6 separate regions of the Homo sapiens genome follow, and regions 2, 3, 4, 5 and 6 are each linked to region 1. The links are chromatin contacts, found by Hi-C or POLR2A ChIA-PET in ENCODE. All regions are on one chromosome and are shown on one strand. Each heading gives the region's core, a stretch centred on a gene start or an enhancer-like site at or near the end of the contact. The rest is flanking DNA. Distances are from core to core; before and after follow the strand shown. Region 1 holds the start of RICTOR (RPTOR independent companion of MTOR complex 2). Region 2 holds the start of NUP155 (nucleoporin 155). Region 3 has its middle 190 kb from the start of PTGER4. Region 4 overlaps WDR70 (WD repeat domain 70). Region 5 has its middle 150 kb from the start of LINC00604. Region 6 holds the start of GDNF (glial cell derived neurotrophic factor).

Region 1 (2,918 bases), core at 155-2,654:
AGGAAATTTGTAATATTTTGCTTGATTTAATATCATGAACATTATTTCCTATTACTAAGTCTACCTCTTCACTTTTAATCGTTGACATAATTTACATAATCCCTACCTTTGGTCATTTAAGTGTTTCCAAATGTTCACTCTTATTAACAACTTCAACAAATATCCCCAATATTGCTTTTTTTTTCTTTTTTAAAGTAAGCAGAGAATTGGAATAAATTAGAAATCCAGGGCACTTACTCATCCAACAGATATTTATTGAATACTTATTTGTGCCAGATATTGCATTAACTGGGAGCTGGGAAAACAGAACTGGTTAAGGCTAGATCTCCACTTTTAATTAACTTTCAGTCTCATGGAATAGAAAGATGAGCTGAGGAACTGGAGAGGACAAATCGCTCCTCTCTTTAAAGTAAATGTAGTTCAAGAGAAAGCTGCTGGGTCAGTGGCCAGGTGTGTGTGTGTGTGTGTGTGTGTGTGTGTGTGTGTGTGTGTGTGTGTGTGTGTGTGTGTGTGTGTGTACACATACGTATTAACTAAGCAGTTTCTAGAATTAAAATCCCTAATGTTAATAGGCTTATGCATAAAATAGATTAATCCACAACACCTGCATGAGCCACGATCCTAGGAGCTGCAGAGCCATAAAAGCCGGACACAGTACCCAGCAGCCTCGCCTCGGCTCCCGGCAGAGAACACCCTCTCCCCGGCCTCCCGGCGCTGGCGCGATCCCACCGCGGGGACCGCCGCCCTGGTCCCCGGCCGCTGCACCCCCTTCTCGCGTCCTACGCCTGGCGGCCAAAAACAAAACTGCCTAACCACTTCCACTTGGAGAAGCCCTCCTAGCCGAGAGGGGCATTCTGAAGATCAAGGGCGAGGCTGGAAAACAAACTTTGTTACGTGTTAACTTAGTTGGAGCAAAGCGATTCCAGGAAAGGAGTCTAAAACTGTGCGCAGCGTTTTTATAAAAAAATGTTTCAGTGGATACACGGGGGAGCGGGGCCGTCTATGGCAGGGCTTCAGAGCAAGCAGGAGACTGGCAGGCCGGCGAGAGCAGGTGGCCCGCCGGCCGCATCCCGGCCTCCTCCTCCCCGCTCGCCTGCATTTGGACGACGGCTTCCGCGGCGGCCGGAGGGGAGCATCCTCTACACTGCCAACTCGCATCAATGGGACTTTCCTCGTGGGAACTGCCCCTCCCGGCGGACGTGCCCTCCGGGTCCGGCGTGGGCGGGCGGGTGCCGCGAACTCCTTGCAGACCTTGGGTCGGCTCAGTGCTCCCTCAGCGCTGGGGCCGAGCCTGCACCACCCGCCGCCGTCGCCGCCGAGGGGGCGGGGGAGGTGCCGCGGGGGGCGGGCGCGGCGCGCGGGGAGGGGAAGGGGTTCTCGCGCGATTGGGCGAGGTTTCCGGTGTTGTGACTGAAACCCGTCAATATGGCGGCGATCGGCCGCGGCCGCTCTCTGAAGAACCTCCGAGTACGAGGTAAGCCCGCTGCAACCCTCACTCCCCACCGCCCGGCGCCCGCCACCCCTGGCACTTGCCTTCCCCTGGCCCTGGGTTGGGGAGCGAGCCGGGGCGCTGGCCGGAGCCAGGGCAGCCGCAGCTGGCCTGCGAGCCAATCCTAATTGGGGCTGTGTGTCTGTTTCGCGCAGGGCGGAATGACAGCGGCGAGGAGAACGTCCCGCTGGATCTGACCCGAGGTAACGCGGGGCGCCGCGGGCGCCGCGAGGGCGCGCTGCTGGGGAGGAGCCGGGTCCGGGGCTGGGGGCCAGAGGCAGGGGCGGGCCCCGCACGGGACCGGCGGGGTGCGGGGGCCAGAGCCGGAGCCCCGCCTGCCGGCCCGCGGGAACCGAGCCCGGGGCCGCCTCGCCGGACCCATCCCCCTACCCAGCGCCCGCTTCCCTCGCCCGAGCCCTTCTCCGGGCCTCGGGCTGCTGCGGGTGCGGGGGAGCCCCGAGTGGAACTCGGCAGACCCGGCGACCCTCTGGGCTCGAGCTCCGGCAGAGTGGTTTGCACCTATCCCGGAGTCCGGCAGCCCAAGCTAGGGGCAGCTGGAGGGAGGTAGAGGCTGTTATTTAGGTTGCAGGAGGATGTTTGAGGGAAGAGCGACCACATCCTGCCCTCCCCGTCCCCGGAGCAGAAGCCGGACCTGCTCGGTGCTTGCCGACTGCGTGACTGCTTTCCCCTTTGCCCACCGTCCTGTGGGGACCCGCAGCATTGATAACTTGGTAGTGAAACCTAGAACTGGTCATTACTGCTAAATGTCTGGTTTATGCTGTTTCCCTTCTGCTTCCCTTTCCCGGGCCGCTGGGACTGTAGTTGGCTAAAGACCGCCCCCTCACCCTGCTGCAGGTTCATTGTTTACCTTCTGCAGTGGAGATGGGTTTGTTTACACCTTCCGAACTGGGGAAACTCGGGTGATATTTTTAATGACCTAATCCCGTTACTAGCCAGTGTTTCCTCTATCACTTACAGTACTAGAGTTTATTCGACATTATCTCGTTGAAGATTTAGTAGTTACGTACAAGATTCTTTTCTCTTCCACGGTAAACAGGATTGAGCCTACTGATTCCGACGAAGTCATATTTCACACGGGCTGTAGCTTGGAGTGTAACCCGGTTCAGCTGTACAGAATCAGTTTCTGAGGTCTATAAAACACCTTAGGAAGTAAACAAAAAAACTTGTTGTAGACATTCTGTATGAGATCAGTTTTTTACCCTATGTCGTACCTGACGTAATGACTGTTATCTACAGTAATTTGTTAAAGCTGGGCTCCTTGTTGACAACGGCTAGAGTGAAAGCATAGTGCATTTTCTAATTTGTTTTATTTTGCTTATCACGATGTAAGATTACTGTTTTATAAACTGAATGGTCAGCTTTCACTTAGCTACAAGAGTACATTTTTATAACTTAATATTTTATTCTG
Region 2 (2,918 bases), core at 309-2,808, 1.7 Mb after region 1:
TATCTGTTCTAGGGAAGAGGTCAGCAAACTTTTCCTGTAAAGTGCCAGAGTCCGTATTTAAGGCTTTGCAGTCTTTTGTAGAAATTACTCGGTTTAGCAGTTGTAGTGGGAAAGCATAGGCAATATGCCAATGAATTAAGTTAGTTAGATTACACTTTGGGGAGCTTTACTTCTATGCAGGAATATCACAGCAACGTTGTTGAATCTTCCAATTTATGGAGTTGAAAACTTTGTGTATTTTGTCTCAAATTAAAAACAAACTCGGTGCCAGACCACCACTTTTCAATCTATGGTCTACCAAATAAAGTAAACTCACAGCTAGAGACCCAACTGCCTATCTATATACCAATGATAAAAAATCCAGTTTTTCTTGGTATATTGGCTATGTCAAATTTTAAGTGTAGATTGGTAACATCAAAGAACTTTCAATTTTCAGAAATGTAGTCAAGTCTTTGAGGGAGTAAAAATGTAATTCAAATAGCAAAAGACCAATTTAGAGTAATTCAGTTATTGATTTGTGAAATTCTGAAGAACATAACTGGAAGCTTTCTTAGGTGAGATTCTAAATAAGAGCAGCTTTCTAAAAAGTGCTTTGATTTACCCACTCAGGTTGCCTTCTGTAGTAAATGAAGCCTCTTTTACCTCTCTGCTTTCTCCTATCCTGCTATAGTTTATACCTATCCAAATAGAAAAATTATAATGAAGCCCTTTGTCTCTGCTTGAAGCACCTTAAGGACAGGAAACACTGTGTTAGTTTGATAGTCCCAGCACCAGGCACAAGGCAAGTATTCAGTTTCTTAGGATTGTATGAACTCTTGGGTTCCTATCTCATACGAGTTCCTATACTAGCGCTGGGAATGGAAAGATGAATTAGAACTGTCTGCTATCTCTGCCACGATAAAAAGCACGGCAGCGGTCCACCTGCACTCAGCTTCTTCTTAAACACGTATTTTATACTAAGGGGCAACAAAGTCAAAAGACAGCGACACGCAAATGGAAAAGCCTGATGAATTCTAATTTACACTGAAGCCCGCGAAGAATATAGTGAGATACTGGTTTATATCCCTCTCTGTGACAGCGACCTACCAATTCTTAACTACTCTCACAAAAGCAGTTACTTGGAGAACCAAACTGCGCGCTCATGCGCGAACTCATATAGCTGCAGTTAGCGGATACCGACGCGGGAAGTTCCAAGACTCAGGTCGAGCACGCGCTTAAACCAACGGAACCTGACCAACCTCCTAGGCCAGACACACGACCTAGCTCCCACCTACCGTATCCCTCCTCCCTCCTTCCTCCTCACCCTATCCAACCCCATCCCGCCCCTCTCCTTCCCTGTTCCCTCCCCTTTATCCTTCCCTTCCTTTCCCTCCCTCCCTTCCCTAAATAACCTACCCTAATTTTACCCTGCCACACCCCAAAACCCTCAACCCCCTCGAAAGCATCAGCAGCCTCCTAGCTCCACCCACAACCTCTAGCCCCCTCCCAACAGCTTCCTCTTCCCAGGCCAGAACGGCGTCTTCCAGTTCCCCACCGGATGAAGCGGAAGTGCGTCATGTCGAGGCGCCAAGGCGCTCGTTTGGCGCGCGCGCCCTAGGCGGCGGATCTAAGCTAACTTCTTGGATCTTTTCTTGTTTCTCCTTGGTTTTTGACTTTTTCTGGACCCTGGTGTCTACGATTTCCGAGATGCCGTCTTCTTTGTTGGGCGCGGCGATGCCGGCCTCTACATCTGCCGCAGCCCTGCAGGAAGCTCTGGAAAATGCTGGACGGCTCATCGACCGTCAGTTGCAAGAGGACCGCATGTACCCGGACCTTTCCGAGCTGCTTATGGTGTCTGCCCCAAGTGAGTGATAGTGACCCTGCTTTCTCAACCTAAAGGACTCTCGCCTGACTTCCTAATTTGCTACTTATCCCCAGCGTTGGTCCCGGCGAGGATATGCTGAGATTTATGGCACTGTTGGCTGCATTTTTGGAGAACAGCAAGCAGCTTCTTTTCAGGTTTTTTCCTTTCCTCACTTTCTTCATTGTAGATACTTGAGAGGGCAAGAGTGAAGAGCAAGCTCCCAGTTGAAGCAGAAAGAGGCAAAGACCTCAACCTTAATGAGCTTCTCGCCGCTCTCAAGTGCTTATGGCTAAGGCCATATGAGAAGCATCTCCAGATCCAAGTCCCAAATTTGTTCATTTCTCCTGTTAGTGTTTGAGTAGATCGTAAGAGCAAACGAAGTTAATTTGGAAATTTAGCATGTTATCTTAAAGATACGCTTTGCTTTATATTTATTTGTTTATTTATTGAGACGGAGCGGTTCCCTCTTCGCCCAGGCTGAAGTGCAATGGCGCGATCTCGGCTCATTGCAACCTCCGCCTCCTGGGTTCAAGCGATTCTTCTGCCTCAGACTCCCAAGTAGCTGAGATTACAGGCGCCTGCCACCAAGCCCGGCTAATTTTTGTGTTTTTTAAGTAGAGACGGGGTTTCACCATATTGGCCTGGCTGGTCACGAACTCTGACCTCAAGTGATCCGCCCGCCTCGGCCTCCCAAAGTGCTGGGATTACAGGCGCAAGCCACTGCACCCGGCCAAGAAACGCTTTATTATGTGTAGAGATGTGTGTTATGAAATGCTGGAGGATCTTAAAAGAACTACCAGTGGAATAAAGAAAGAGAACAGGGAAATCACAGTGCTTATGTACAGGGAGAGTAAGGCAGAATATGTGTTGACAATATAGGTGACTGGAAAGTAATTTGTTTAACAGTTTTAAGTTATAACCAGCTCCCCACGGCTTATGGAATTACATCAGTTGCTAGAAAAAGTGACCCCTTTGTGAGATGGAATTTGGAGAAAACCAGCGAAGTGTAAGAAAGAAAAGATTGTTGGTGAGCAAGAACCAAAGTAATCTAAATAGGATAATTTGTGCAGTGTAA
Region 3 (2,918 bases), core at 271-2,770, 1.4 Mb before region 1:
GACCACTTCTCCATTTCCCTGGAGATAAGCTCACTATCACTCTTCTACTTTTGACAGCAGTGCTGTGGTTTTATATTCACTATTTTATCAGACTTCAGGTTTTAATGTAATTATGACTTGGGGCTACTTTAGAGAAAATTATGATAAAAGCATACATAAATGAGATCAGGGTGAGTCCAGAGAATGAGGAGAGAAGAGTGAGAGGCAGGAAATCCCCTGGAACTTTGCAGAGGTGCCAGGGAAGAAGTGAGAGCCATGTGGGATGTGATGCATTGGTGATGCCATGTCAAAGCCCTGGATTAGGACTCAGAAGACCTCATATACTTTGGGTGGTTTCATTTTTATGAACCTTGGTGAGTCTTTCCATATGGTTGGACCAGGTGATTTTAACTGTTACTTGTGGCTTTTCTGACTAAAGGGCTTTGTCTGAGAAAGAAGCACTTTTGAAGTGAGCTTTGTCACGTGAAGCTGTGGCAAAGATGATGTCATACAACTTTAGTTCCGGTTACATTGATCATTCACCCCAATCAGCTGACAGGCTGCGCAATGATTTTTGAATCTGCCATATAGCTCTCACCAGAATGTGGCAATCACAGGCACTGTGGACTGGGAGACGTCCTTTCAGATGTGAATGAGAAGATGCTGGAGGGTCCCCAAAGACAGAATAGAAAAATTCTTTGCTGAATTCAACCTACACCAGCTATAGGGGTTGAAAAATACAATTTAAAAATTAGTATATTCTAAATTTGGACTCAAGGGCAGATGGTTCATAATGAGCACAAATGTCCAAGTTTTCCCATCAGATGGTCATCAGAAGGACACCATGGGCTACTCAATAGGTATTTAGTGACTGTGCAGAAAGGGCAGTCATTTTAGAGAATACAAAGAAGATAGGGCTCCAAGGTAGTTAAAGCAATGGAAATAAGGCCAGCTCCCATAAATCACTTTTCAGAAATATCTCTCCAATGGGGAATGGGGGTGGGGTCAAAACAAGATACAGTGATAGAAATGGTTGGTAGATTAAATTTTGTAACCTGAATTTTTAAAGATAATAGGCATTTAAAATATTTCATCTCATTGTCAGCACAAGTTTCCAGAATTTTTGGCCAGAAAATACAATTGCTAAAAACATAAGATTATTTGTCCATGAAATTGATCATGTACTTAATAAATAGGCCTACGAGATATCAGAATGAGCCTATAATCTTTTGCCTCTTTGTTTTCCTTTGCTTGGCATTATGGTGAACTATATTTAGGAAGGCCAAACACGTTCTTCCTCAAACTTGGTTTCTCTTTGGCCAGACCCCATGTTCCCTTGTTCCTTCCGTTTCACTGGGGTGTGCTCAATGAAAAGTATTTCAATTTTAATTTTTATTAACCTCACAAATTATTTGCTGGTAAGATTAAAAAAGAAGACACATGAGCTGTGACACAGAAGAAATAGTGTTATTGGTGCTCAGTGGCTGAGGGTCAGATTTCAGTTCCTTATACTGGCTGTGTGACTTTGTACGAGTTCCTGAGTCTGTCTGGGTTTCAAATCCTCACAGAAAATGAGAATTGGAACGGGTGAACTTTAAGCCTCCGCAAACTCCAACATTTTATGTGTCTATGCATTCCAAAGTCCAATGTTAGTGATATTTAAACCCCTGGTACAGATTAGTCACACAGATGCAGCCTCCATTAGTGTTATCAATACTCATAGCTGACACTGATTGATTGCTTCCTTGGTGCCAGCTCTTTCTGAAATCGATTTCTGAAATCTTACTTATTTCTAAAATAGCTGTGTGTGACAGGTGTTATTATTGCTACTTTATAGATGATGAAACCGAGGCTAAGTGGGGCTAAGAAATAGTTACGTAAGTTATGAGGCTGATTTTGAAATTCAGGCTGTCTGACTCCAAAGCTTATGCTTAATCCAGATACCCTGAACAGTACAAAGTTGACGAATTTATGAATCAATGAGGAATATCTCTCAGAAACACAATTTTAAGGTGCAGAATATAACCCTGCACTAAACTTATTTCAACCAGGTATTTTTGTTCACTTAGATTATTTGTTTCTGGTTGAGAGAGCAGATGATTTATTTGGTCGTTCGAGGGGTCTGTATAAAAAAAATCATTTGTATCAACTTTGATAGTTGGTAAAGCCAGAGCATCTCAGTTTGGATGTCTACTTCCCGAGGAAACTGCAATCTCTCACATCCCAATTTGAGAAATACTAGTTCACAAGAGGTTTCTAGTGCCTCTTCAGAGAGATTCACACAGTTTTGGTGAATGTTGGGAGATAAAAACTATGTAAGGAACCATCACCATCCACACACACATGTCTAATTCTGTAGGGCAGGGTAGATGAAACCTGAGTTGGCTTGAAGGTTTATGATGTCAGTTCTCTGATCTGGGATGGTGGTTACTACTTCACTTTTGAGGAGTTGGGTGAACTCAAGAAAAGCGTTTTCGTTTTGTTGTTTCATCTTTCAATTAGGTGAACTTTAAAAAGGGAAGTTATTAGTTTTCTCCTGACTTTAAAATCCCCTGCCATAATCTGTCTTTTTTTCCTGTTTTGGTAAGCATTACAGTTTGTGGTATATATATTTTTTGATCTGTAGGATTTCTTCACTATATCTGAGGGGCTGCTCTATCAAGCAAAGCTTCTATATATCCATGTATTGCCAAGTAAAATTGGACCTCAGATATTCTTTCATAACATTGCAAAGACTTTACAAAAATTAAGCACAAATTACCAATCACAGCCTCCTGGTTTATACATAATTACTGTCCAGTATTTTATCACTAGCCTGATTTTTATCATTCCCTCCCATTACTATTATTATTTTATATAGTCAGTGTTCAAATTTTGGCACATATTTTTGTTCACTTAGATTATTTCCTCACATTCTCTGCTCACCAATCTTTCTTGTG
Region 4 (2,918 bases), core at 207-2,706, 1.4 Mb after region 1:
TTCACACTTGGAATAGACTGTTACTCTTGAAAAAACTGCTATAAAGTAATGTATTGGACTCGAACAGGCTTTTCCCTTTTGGGTTGAAAGCTGCATGAAATAACCCTGTCCCTGTGATGAGTCACAGAAGCCACAGAGGTTAGCTGTTACATGACTCGTAGTCCTATCCACATGAATGGGCAATTTTGTAATATATGCCTGAATTCTGAGGGCTTTCTCTGTCTCTAAAGCTATGCAATCAAAACCACATGAGAGTAGAAGAGAGATGCATGATTGAGAGGCATGTTAACGACTTACGGGTGATGATGTAGTCCTGAGTTAGAGTCTCAGCTTGTTTTGCCTTCCGCTGGGTTTTAACCACACATAATTTTGCTCCCCTAACGGGTGTAAAAGCAAATTATTTTCTTTACTTGGTCTTAGAAACAGAAAATTTCATGTTGAAAACATGAGATACTTTCAGGAACATACTCTGTGCATGCACTCCATCTACACAAGTACTTGACTTTCTGAGGGATGGCAACAGATGGGCTCTCAGTGATAAAAGCTTAAACTTATGGAAAAGCAAGTCTGTCAGTCAGTGGTTATTAACAAGCAAGAGGGTTGGAGAGGTAACAGGGCAACAGGACACAAGTTTACAAAACCTATAGGAATAATGTGAAATTTTAAGATCTTAAATAATAAAATTACCCAACCTTTTCACTCTAAAGGTCACAGGGTTAAAATTTTAGTTTATGTCTCAGACTAAAGCAACCTGGGTGGTCTACACCCCAAATGGCATATGTCCACTTTTCAAATACAAGAGTACAAGTGTCTGGAACTGAGTTGGCTTGGCAGTGTTGCCGAGGGGCTATGGCCCAAGAATGTGTGGGATTAACCAAAAATGTGCTTAGAACATTGCACTTCTCCTTAGTAGTACAGAGTTATCCTTTTCAAGAGAAGCAAATACAAATAAGTAAATTTCTTAAAGCAAAGCTTCCACAGAAAGTGCCTTCTAAATGGGTGCTATCAAATGAGGCTCATCATTTTCTCAAGTGAAACAGACTCCCATCCTAAGTACATTAGCATTTTTAATTTCTTTTTTAAAAAACAAATAAAATCCTATTTGTTTTCAAATACCATAAATATACTTTATTGTATAAGGCCAGGATTCCAACTCTAGTCCAGGAAGCTCTGAAGGAAGATGGGGCTGTCTGCTTCTATTCAGAGCAAAATTATGGCCAATGAATATTCATTAATAGAGGCTGGCTTTCCTTTCCTCAAAGGATGTGGGACCTTAAAACAGGTTTATATGGGACCCCAGTAAATTTCACATGTGAATTTTAATGCTAGTTAACCAAGTCTTACTCTAAAGAAAGCTTATCAGTCACTGTACTTTAAGAGAGAGAAACAAAACCATCTTTTCTGGGTGATGACACATATCCATCTTTGTGCCTAAGCAAAACGGAAATAACTGAGGAAATGACTGAACCTCTAGTTACGTTTTCAGACTTTTGAAATACAGTGGTATGCTTAAGTTTGAAACTTGGGTGGGCATGGGGGTGGAGGGGAAACGTATCTGTGCTGTCCCTTTCTGCGGACAGAGAATAATCTTGCCAAACATCCAAACTGCTAGAAGCCAAAAAAGAAAGAAGCAAAATGGACAAGCTGATTCCATTTCCTGTAAGTGGTTAGTTCCCTGCTTTGTTAAATCTCTTACATGTATCACTGCTAATGCCTCTGTCCAGGGTGGTATGCAAAGTGGGCAGAACGTTTTTCCCCCTTGCACTCAACATTTCAGCTAAACAACTGCAAATTCCCAGGAAACTTTCGCTTTGAATTCAGTGTGGATCAAGGGCAATATTCAAATCCTTTTTAAAGCACAATACCAGGAGTTTGAGGCTTTACTTTGTTCCAGCTGCATTTTCTAAATGGGTGGATCTCCATCAAAGTGGGAAATAAATAAAAGCGGGGGTGGGAGGGAAATCCCTCCCCCCAGTTGTTGTCATCCATCTAAAACAGGCAATACTTATGAAATACCTCTGACTCTTGTTGGGGTCGTAATAGACTTTAGCCAATCCATTTCCAGTTCCAACCATGATCTGGTTCAGCTTTGGATGCCACAGGCAGCGAACAACACTCTGCAAAGGAAAAGCGCAGTGGTTGACTAAAGAGGCCAGATAAAAATGGAAACAATCCTGCTGGTACTTTGATGGCTAGTCTACTATATCAAATATCATCCTGATGGTTTACCTCTAACTTTCAGACATTTTCTTTTAAACCATAAAGTTGTGTTCCTGAAGTAAAATTCCATTCCATCACTTATTATCTGGGTGATACTCCATAAAAATAAAAAAGATGTTCTCTTCCTGACATTATCTCCCTTTCTGGACAGCCCTGAAACCACAAAATTAGGTTTCCCAGGTCCATTACCACGTGAGGCTGGCATCATGGAATGCTAAATCCACATAACTCAGTTACACTTACCACTGAAGCGAATTTCATGCTCTTACACACATACAATATGTCCCTCTGGACAGCAGATTGAGACCAGGTGGTTATTGTTTTTAGTTCACAAAGATCCAAATCTCATAAAGCTTTTTCAGAAACAATGCACATTTGTAGGCATTTAATAATGTCTCCCTATCTATGAGATAAAACAGCAGGACAACAGCAGAAGTAAAACAGAGATACAGAATACAAAGACTTGACATTAACCTAAATGAAAAGCTGTTTAAGAGAAGGTTCACTGGAAGTTATGATCCTATGAATTCATTACTGGTAAGGAAAATAAGTGGTGCTCTGGGGCTGAAAAGAACCACAAGTTCTCAGTGAGAACTATAACCTGTTTTTAATTTTTGTCTGTGGTAAGAGGGCAGAGGTGGGAGGGATAGCGTGGACAGAATTAAAGGGAAAAAAGATGAAGCTAATGTTAGTAAACA
Region 5 (2,918 bases), core at 143-2,642, 1.3 Mb before region 1:
TGCTAGGGGGCAAAATTGCCTCACTTGAAAACCATTGCTCTATAGCAATAATTCTCAAAGGTTAGTGCAACATTGCCCAGTAGAAACATAATGCTAACCATTACAAGCATATGTAATTAAAAAATTTTTAGTAGCCACATTAAAATAAGCAAAATGAAACAGGTGAAACTAATCTTAATAATATAATTTAATTCCTATATCCAAGATAGTATTTCCACATGCACTTAATATAAAAAATATTAATAAGGGATTTTTATATTCTTTTTTCAAGTCCTTGAAATCTAGCATATAATTTATCCTAACAGCATATTTCAATTCAAACTAGCCACATTTTGAGTGCTCAATTGCCACATGTGGCTCATGACTAGTATTGGATGAATGGGGTTTAGCAGGCGTCATAATCACCTTGAGAGTTTGTTAAAATATAGAGTGTTGGCATCCTTGCCGCCCTGTCCCCCTCTCCAGCTTTTGATTCGGTAGGTCTGGGGTGAGGCTTGAGAATTTGCATTTCTAAGAAGTTTCCCAGTAACACTGTAGCTGCTGGTCTGGTGACCACACTTAGAGAACTACAACCACAGATGTAGAGAAACCCTAGAGGCTTGTTATTAAAAAATGTGGTTTGTGGAGCAGCAACAGCAGCAGCAGCTGGGAGCCTGTAAAAAATGCATAGTCCCAGACTCTCCCCAAGACATATCAAATCTGCATTTAGTACTGGAATCTATGTTTCTTTTTTTTTTTTAAAACAGGATCCCCAAGTGATCACATTAAAATTAGAACATAAGACCACCTTGAGTAAAACTTTCCCTGTTAGTGTCTATCTTAGTGTTTTCTTCTTAGGACTTTTCTCAGTTCTTCTCTATTTTTCCCATGAGAATCAAGAATGTAGAATCTTGGTTGCTTTTTTAATTTTTCTGCTAACCATTCTCTATCAAGGGTCTAGTACAGTGCATTCACATAAAAGGCACTTACATAACTATGGAATTAGTGATACTATAAAAGAAGAGAAGGCTGGGACAATGGTTAGATACCTTCTTTGGCTTTAAAGATTTGAATAAAAATGTGTTTCTAGATGAGTTGAATACTGGAGTTCAGGAGCTGATTTTGCAGCTCCTGCAGGCTGGAAGTTTGAATGGTCCTTTCCTTGAGCTTCACCTGTACCCAGGGGGTATGGGTGACTCACTTGGCAAAAATTGCCTTGTGTGGTGCTTGTTCTCAGCCTGCTTGCCAGATTCCTCTTCCTGGCAAGGTAGGGCCCCATTCTTTTTCCTTTTGAGGAGTGGAAATAGTCTGGTGTTTGTGGATCACCAGCATCCAGGAAGTGCTCCTGGGATAGCCCTACTTCAGAACTGTGAGTGATGTTTAAAGTGTTGGTGACCACACAGGTTTCTTCACACTTCTGCAGCCAGCTGGCATTCCAAACTCATCATGCTCAAATTGACTCAGTCCTAAATAACCAAACACTGTGAGAGGGTGGAAATTTGGTTTCCAAAGGGAGTTACTGAAGTTACAAATCCTGACTAAAGTATATATTTTTCACATATAAAAATAGTCTCTGGGCTCTTGGATCAGTTTTATTTTTTTTCTTATGCTTTTAATCATAGAAAATAGTCTCCCCATACTTCTTTTGGGAAACATAGTACGTTTTTTTTTTCTCCTCCGTTGATATTTAGTGCTAAGAGTGAATTTACCAAAGGGTTTGTGAATTCTGTCTGTATATCTTAATGTGCACCCACAACTTTGTAGACAGATGGAAAGATGAAGTAATTCAGAGGTTCAAAAGAAAAAAAAAAGCAGAAATGAGCAACATTTCATAATCTTCTTTGCAACTGGCTTCATTGACCTTTTTCTTACTTAGCTTCCTTCCCTTCACGGCAAGCTTTTGAAAAAATTGGGGACAATGTAATAGTGAAGTGACTATTCTATGTTTTACAGGAAGATTTAAATGAGAAACAATTGCATTGACCAAATTAATGAGCTAGATTGTAGTAGGGCAAAGGTTGCCTGGGGTGTATGCAGGGGGAGGGCAGGAGGGATTCAGCTGAATGAAGTGACAGCCCTCTTTGTTAACTTCAGACCTGGAGGTGTGCTACAGTGTTTTGTCATTGAAGGGTGTATCATCTTAAGGGCATGTAATTTGCTATTAGTTCTCAATTTCAAGCTATTTCCCTCTTAAATCTGAAAAAGTACCAATCTGAGGAGATTATGCCAGGTATATACTGAGTGAATGCTTCACAAGTGAGGCTCATCCAACATTATGGTGAACATTACTATTTAGTCTCTATAAAATTATATCAGAAAGTGAGAAGTATAGATGAGATTTGCTCCAATTCACTCAATGAATCTGGCAGGTTGGAAATAGGCTATTACACTAGACTTCCTGATGGTTTAGTGGGAATTCCTTTGCTTATGAAGCATCCATTATTGCCTGAGGCATTACTAGTGATTAGAAGGGAAATATTTCTGCTCCAATGCCTTTTGCTTCAGCAACCATAGTTTAGCCACGCAAGGGGGAATCACCTTTGCTCTGGTTTCTTGTCTTAGTGTGAAAAGTCCCTGAGCAGCAGCCTACCTCTCCCTTCTCCTCATATTTAATCAGTGAACACTGATGGGGTAGCTTCAAGAGTAGGTACTGTACTAAAGCAAAGGCTGGTGGTTATGTTGGCAAAATAGAAAATGAAAATAAAGGAAACCCTATACAGTAAGTCCTCACTTAATGTTGTTGATAGGTTCTTGGAAACTGTGACTTGAAACAAAACAACATAGAATGAAACCAATGTTTTATTCTTATCAAGGATGTTGAAAGAAATGATATTATTCAAAGACCTGTTGTATGTCATTTCACTTTAAGTCACAGTTTCCAAGAACCTATCGACAGCATTAAGTGGACTTACTGTATATCATAAAGTGGAAAGTTTGGC
Region 6 (2,918 bases), core at 272-2,771, 1.2 Mb after region 1:
CGCTTCACTGACAAACCTGCAAAGTAGCTGATCTTTGACTTTTAAGAAGTTTAATAATACATGATCTTCCCCCCACACTGCCACACGCATTTCCCCTGCCTATTGTCTGTATCAGCTACTTGAAGAACACATACTCCCCAACAACCGGATGAGTCATAAAATAAGAGGTACATGGACGTAAACTGAGCCTGTTTACACTTTCCCTGGCCCCAGCTAATAAAATAAAAGAGGTCCCACTGAATTCAGGTCCAATGGCTTCCGGAAAACAGGTTTCTGCTTAGCAAAGACATGCCCTATTTAGTACATTATTTTAGAGGTACAGCCAATTCCATGCCCCATGTGAATGAAATGTATTTATGGTTATAGCCATGCACAGGGTGTGTAAGGACTTGCCCTCCTCCTGTCCTCTACAAAAGAAGGCTCAGGCAGCTTCTGGTGGTGAACTAACCAACAAAAGGAATGCCCAGAAGGTCTCACCTCTCCCATCCACAGAGCTCTGGAATGGGGGCCGGGCCCCTGATCGCTGGAAACTCAGCATCCAAGTGGGCGCTTGCTGAAGTTTCCCATCTGCATTTTCGAAAATCTGGATAAAAGCAGGTTTAGCTCAACCTCCCCTAACCCGTTCCTGATAAAGTGATCTTACGCCTCTGGAATTGGGATTTTGAATGTATGTGCCTGCCCCATGTCTGGTATTAGATTACAACAGCATGAAAATGGAGCCTAGGACTGAGGAGCCGGCCAGCCTCAGAAGCCTTCTTCATTGCCTGCCATGTAATACATGATATGCAAAGCCTCTGACTTCAGCCAGCAGATATTTGGAGACCGTGTTGGCCTTAGCATGGGGACTAAACTAATGTGTGTTTAGGTCAGAAAGCGAATCAGAAAAGCCACTGGAGGGCACGTCACGGAGTGAGAGCCCTATAAATTCATCCCCACTCGCAGCGTCCCCTGGCAAATACTCGGCTTCCCTCACCCGGCCGCTCCGCACCTCTCCTTCTCGGTGCTAGAACTCCGGCCGGCAGCTCCTTTTCTCGCCACTGCCTCCTGCCCTGCGGAGAAGCGAGAGGGCGAGACACCCGAGCGGGAAGGCCGGCCTTCGACAGGCGCGAGGAAAGCCCGGCGCTGCCCTGCACCGGCAGAGCGCCACCCTCCCAGTGCGGCGCGCGGGGGCAAAGCCCGGCGCGGGCGCCGCGGTCAAGTTCGGATTGCCCCTTTCGGCTGGCCCGCGCAGAGCGCCGCACATTCCTCTCGATTTTTGATCCACCCGGAGAGGAGAAGGCGCTAGCCCCGCGGCGTCTCCGCGCTCTCAGCGCTCTCCCTGCAGCCCAGGGAGGGGCGCCTCGCGTCGCCCACTCGCACCCCGGCCCCCCGCCTCGGGAACTCCAGGGCCTCCTCGCTGCTCTCCTCTCCTCCCCCACCGCCAGGCCCAGCCGACGCCTCCCGACCCCTCCCTCCCGGGGCCCCGCGCCTCCCCTCCCCCACCCCGGACCCCGGACCCCCAGCCCGGGCTCTAGAAGACCAGCCTGCGCTCCTGGCGCCCTCATGTCTTCACGGGACTCCCCGCGCCGGTTGACGTGGTGTCTCGTTCGGATCTCCAGGCAAGACCTCAGCTCCGGCAGCAGCATCAGACAAACCAGTCTCGTGCTCCCAGGCAGTGCGCCCAGAGGAGGCGCAGAGCGCGGCAGCTGCCGCTGAGCCGCCCGCAGCGCCCCGGGCCCGCGCAGCCCCAGCCAAGAGCGCGACGCGCGCAGCCCTGTCAGCCCCCCACCCAAAGCAGCGGCGGCTGCTCGGACCTCGGCTTCTGGGGGTGCGGGGGCCCGGCGGGAGAGTTGCCGGCAGCCCTCGCCCTGTTGGCGGCGGCGGCGGCGGGAGTCTTGGCCGCCGCCTCCAGCGCGCCCTTGCTGCCCCGCGCGACCCCAGGATTGCGAACTCTTGCCCCTGACCTGTTGGGCGGGGCTCCGCGCTCCAGCCATCAGCCCGGATGGGTCTCCTGGCTGGGACTTGGGGCACCTGGAGTTAATGTCCAACCTAGGGTCTGCGGAGACCCGATCCGAGGTAAGTGAGGGAGCGGGCCGGGGAGCAGGGAGCGGGTGGTGCCTGCGTCGCGGGTGGGTGCGGCCGGCTGAAGGGCGCCCTAGTCAGAGGGGTGCGTCTGGACCCCAGAGCAAACGGTGAGAGTAGAAAGTGGAAAGACTAGAGGGAACCTAAGCTATGCGAGGAGAGAGAAAAGTAGAACCGGAGAGAGGCCGGCCTTTCGGAGGGGCATGTTGCCTTTTCCACGTGGGCAAAGATCTGTGGAGCCCCAGATGCGCCTGGACCCGGAATGCCCAAGAGGGGCAGTTTCCTTCCCCGACTCGGCCAGGTGCTCTTCCGTCAAGTCACAGAACGATTCAGGGCTTGGGTCATCTTCGAACCCACCGCCGTCGAAATGTGTCCTCTCTGGACGTGCAGAGATACTATCATTGCCAAGAGTGCAACTTACTATTGAGCTTGTTTTGATCTGTGCCAAGGAAAAGCGCAGGCCGGGGGAGGGGCTGCTGCAAAGGTGCTGAGAACCTAAAAATGGAGGGCTCACCTCCTCCGGGCGAGGTCTGGCAAAGCTACATTCCTCACCCGGTTGCCTGCACGTTCCTAACGCCCTCCACCCCAACTAACCATCCCCGTCGAGGTTAGGAGAGGGGCTTTCTTGCCAGTCCTGGATTCAAATCTCTGTCTCGAACGTATTCTTGAGACTCCACTAGGCCATTGAGGTTATTATTTTAATGACCCCTTTTTCTCCTGTACTCTGTGCCGCCTTCCAAAAACACCCCACCACCACTGCCACTACTTTACACCACCTCGAGGCTAATTCCGCACTGGTGGTTTGTTTCCTGCCCCAACGAAGAAAAACGAACCCTCTTCGGGCTGGAAACGGACTT

The links. A loop is a pair of places that touch in the nucleus more often than their neighbours do. ChIA-PET counts read pairs that join two places held with the same protein, here RNA polymerase II (POLR2A). Pooled maps may share reads with other maps.
Region 2: a loop to region 1 is called in a map of B cell, with 8 times the contacts of the local background. The contact joins the promoter of NUP155 here to the promoter of RICTOR in region 1. A Hi-C loop is called at or near these places in 2 of 168 maps with a recorded cell type or tissue (B cell and CD8-positive, alpha-beta T cell), 3 of 37 single-sample maps with no recorded cell type and 14 of 50 pooled maps. POLR2A ChIA-PET finds 5 or more read pairs at or near these places in 3 of 52 experiments (GM10248, T-cell and activated CD4-positive, alpha-beta T cell).
Region 3: a map with no recorded cell type shows a loop between it and region 1 (14-fold over the local background). The contact joins the enhancer-like site here to the promoter of RICTOR in region 1. A Hi-C loop is called at or near these places in 5 of 37 single-sample maps with no recorded cell type and 7 of 50 pooled maps.
Region 4: a loop to region 1 is called in a pooled map, with 4 times the contacts of the local background. The contact joins the enhancer-like site here to the promoter of RICTOR in region 1. A Hi-C loop is called at or near these places in 2 of 37 single-sample maps with no recorded cell type and 6 of 50 pooled maps.
Region 5: a loop to region 1 is called in a pooled map, with 4 times the contacts of the local background. The contact joins the enhancer-like site here to the promoter of RICTOR in region 1. A Hi-C loop is called at or near these places in 1 of 37 single-sample maps with no recorded cell type and 3 of 50 pooled maps. POLR2A ChIA-PET finds 5 or more read pairs at or near these places in 1 of 52 experiments (activated B cell).
Region 6: a map of sigmoid colon shows a loop between it and region 1 (6-fold over the local background). The contact joins the promoter of GDNF here to the promoter of RICTOR in region 1. A Hi-C loop is called at or near these places in 1 of 168 maps with a recorded cell type or tissue (sigmoid colon) and 3 of 50 pooled maps. POLR2A ChIA-PET finds 5 or more read pairs at or near these places in 1 of 52 experiments (A673).

What each region holds. Positions count from the first base shown.
Region 1 is chr5:39,072,885-39,075,802 of GRCh38, reverse strand. It overlaps RICTOR (RPTOR independent companion of MTOR complex 2), which reads left to right and starts at 1,404. Exons shown (of 38, transcript NM_152756.5): 1 at 1,404-1,474; 2 at 1,645-1,692. The coding sequence starts at 1,426. RefSeq lists enhancers at 992-1,518, 2,045-2,571 and a silencer at 1,207-2,106.
Region 2 is chr5:37,369,746-37,372,663 of GRCh38, reverse strand. NUP155 (nucleoporin 155) reads left to right here and starts at 1,558. Exons shown (of 35, transcript NM_153485.3): 1 at 1,558-1,843. The coding sequence starts at 1,687. RefSeq lists enhancers at 1,566-1,655, 1,776-1,885.
Region 3 is chr5:40,484,158-40,487,075 of GRCh38, reverse strand. No RefSeq gene overlaps it. Among named protein-coding and RNA genes, the nearest start is that of PTGER4, 190 kb to the left of the region's middle. RefSeq lists an enhancer at 271-330. Within about 2 kb of position 1,520, at least 5 of the 41 ENCODE cell types and tissues checked have a DNase peak (open chromatin) inside an H3K27ac peak, as active enhancers do.
Region 4 is chr5:37,720,314-37,723,231 of GRCh38, reverse strand. WDR70 (WD repeat domain 70) reads right to left here. Exons shown (of 18, transcript NM_018034.4): 14 at 2,017-2,117; 15 at 298-377. Among named protein-coding and RNA genes, the nearest start is that of GDNF-AS1, 120 kb to the left of the region's middle. Within about 2 kb of position 1,456, at least 3 of the 41 ENCODE cell types and tissues checked have a DNase peak (open chromatin) inside an H3K27ac peak, as active enhancers do.
Region 5 is chr5:40,384,110-40,387,027 of GRCh38, reverse strand. No RefSeq gene overlaps it. Among named protein-coding and RNA genes, the nearest start is that of LINC00604, 150 kb to the right of the region's middle. Within about 2 kb of position 1,392, at least 7 of the 41 ENCODE cell types and tissues checked have a DNase peak (open chromatin) inside an H3K27ac peak, as active enhancers do.
Region 6 is chr5:37,838,644-37,841,561 of GRCh38, reverse strand. GDNF (glial cell derived neurotrophic factor) reads left to right here and starts at 1,521. Exons shown (of 3, transcript NM_000514.4): 1 at 1,521-2,055. GDNF-AS1 (GDNF antisense RNA 1) reads right to left here and starts at 1,678. Exons shown (of 4, transcript NR_145476.1): 1 at 1,524-1,678. RefSeq lists an enhancer at 1,660-2,597.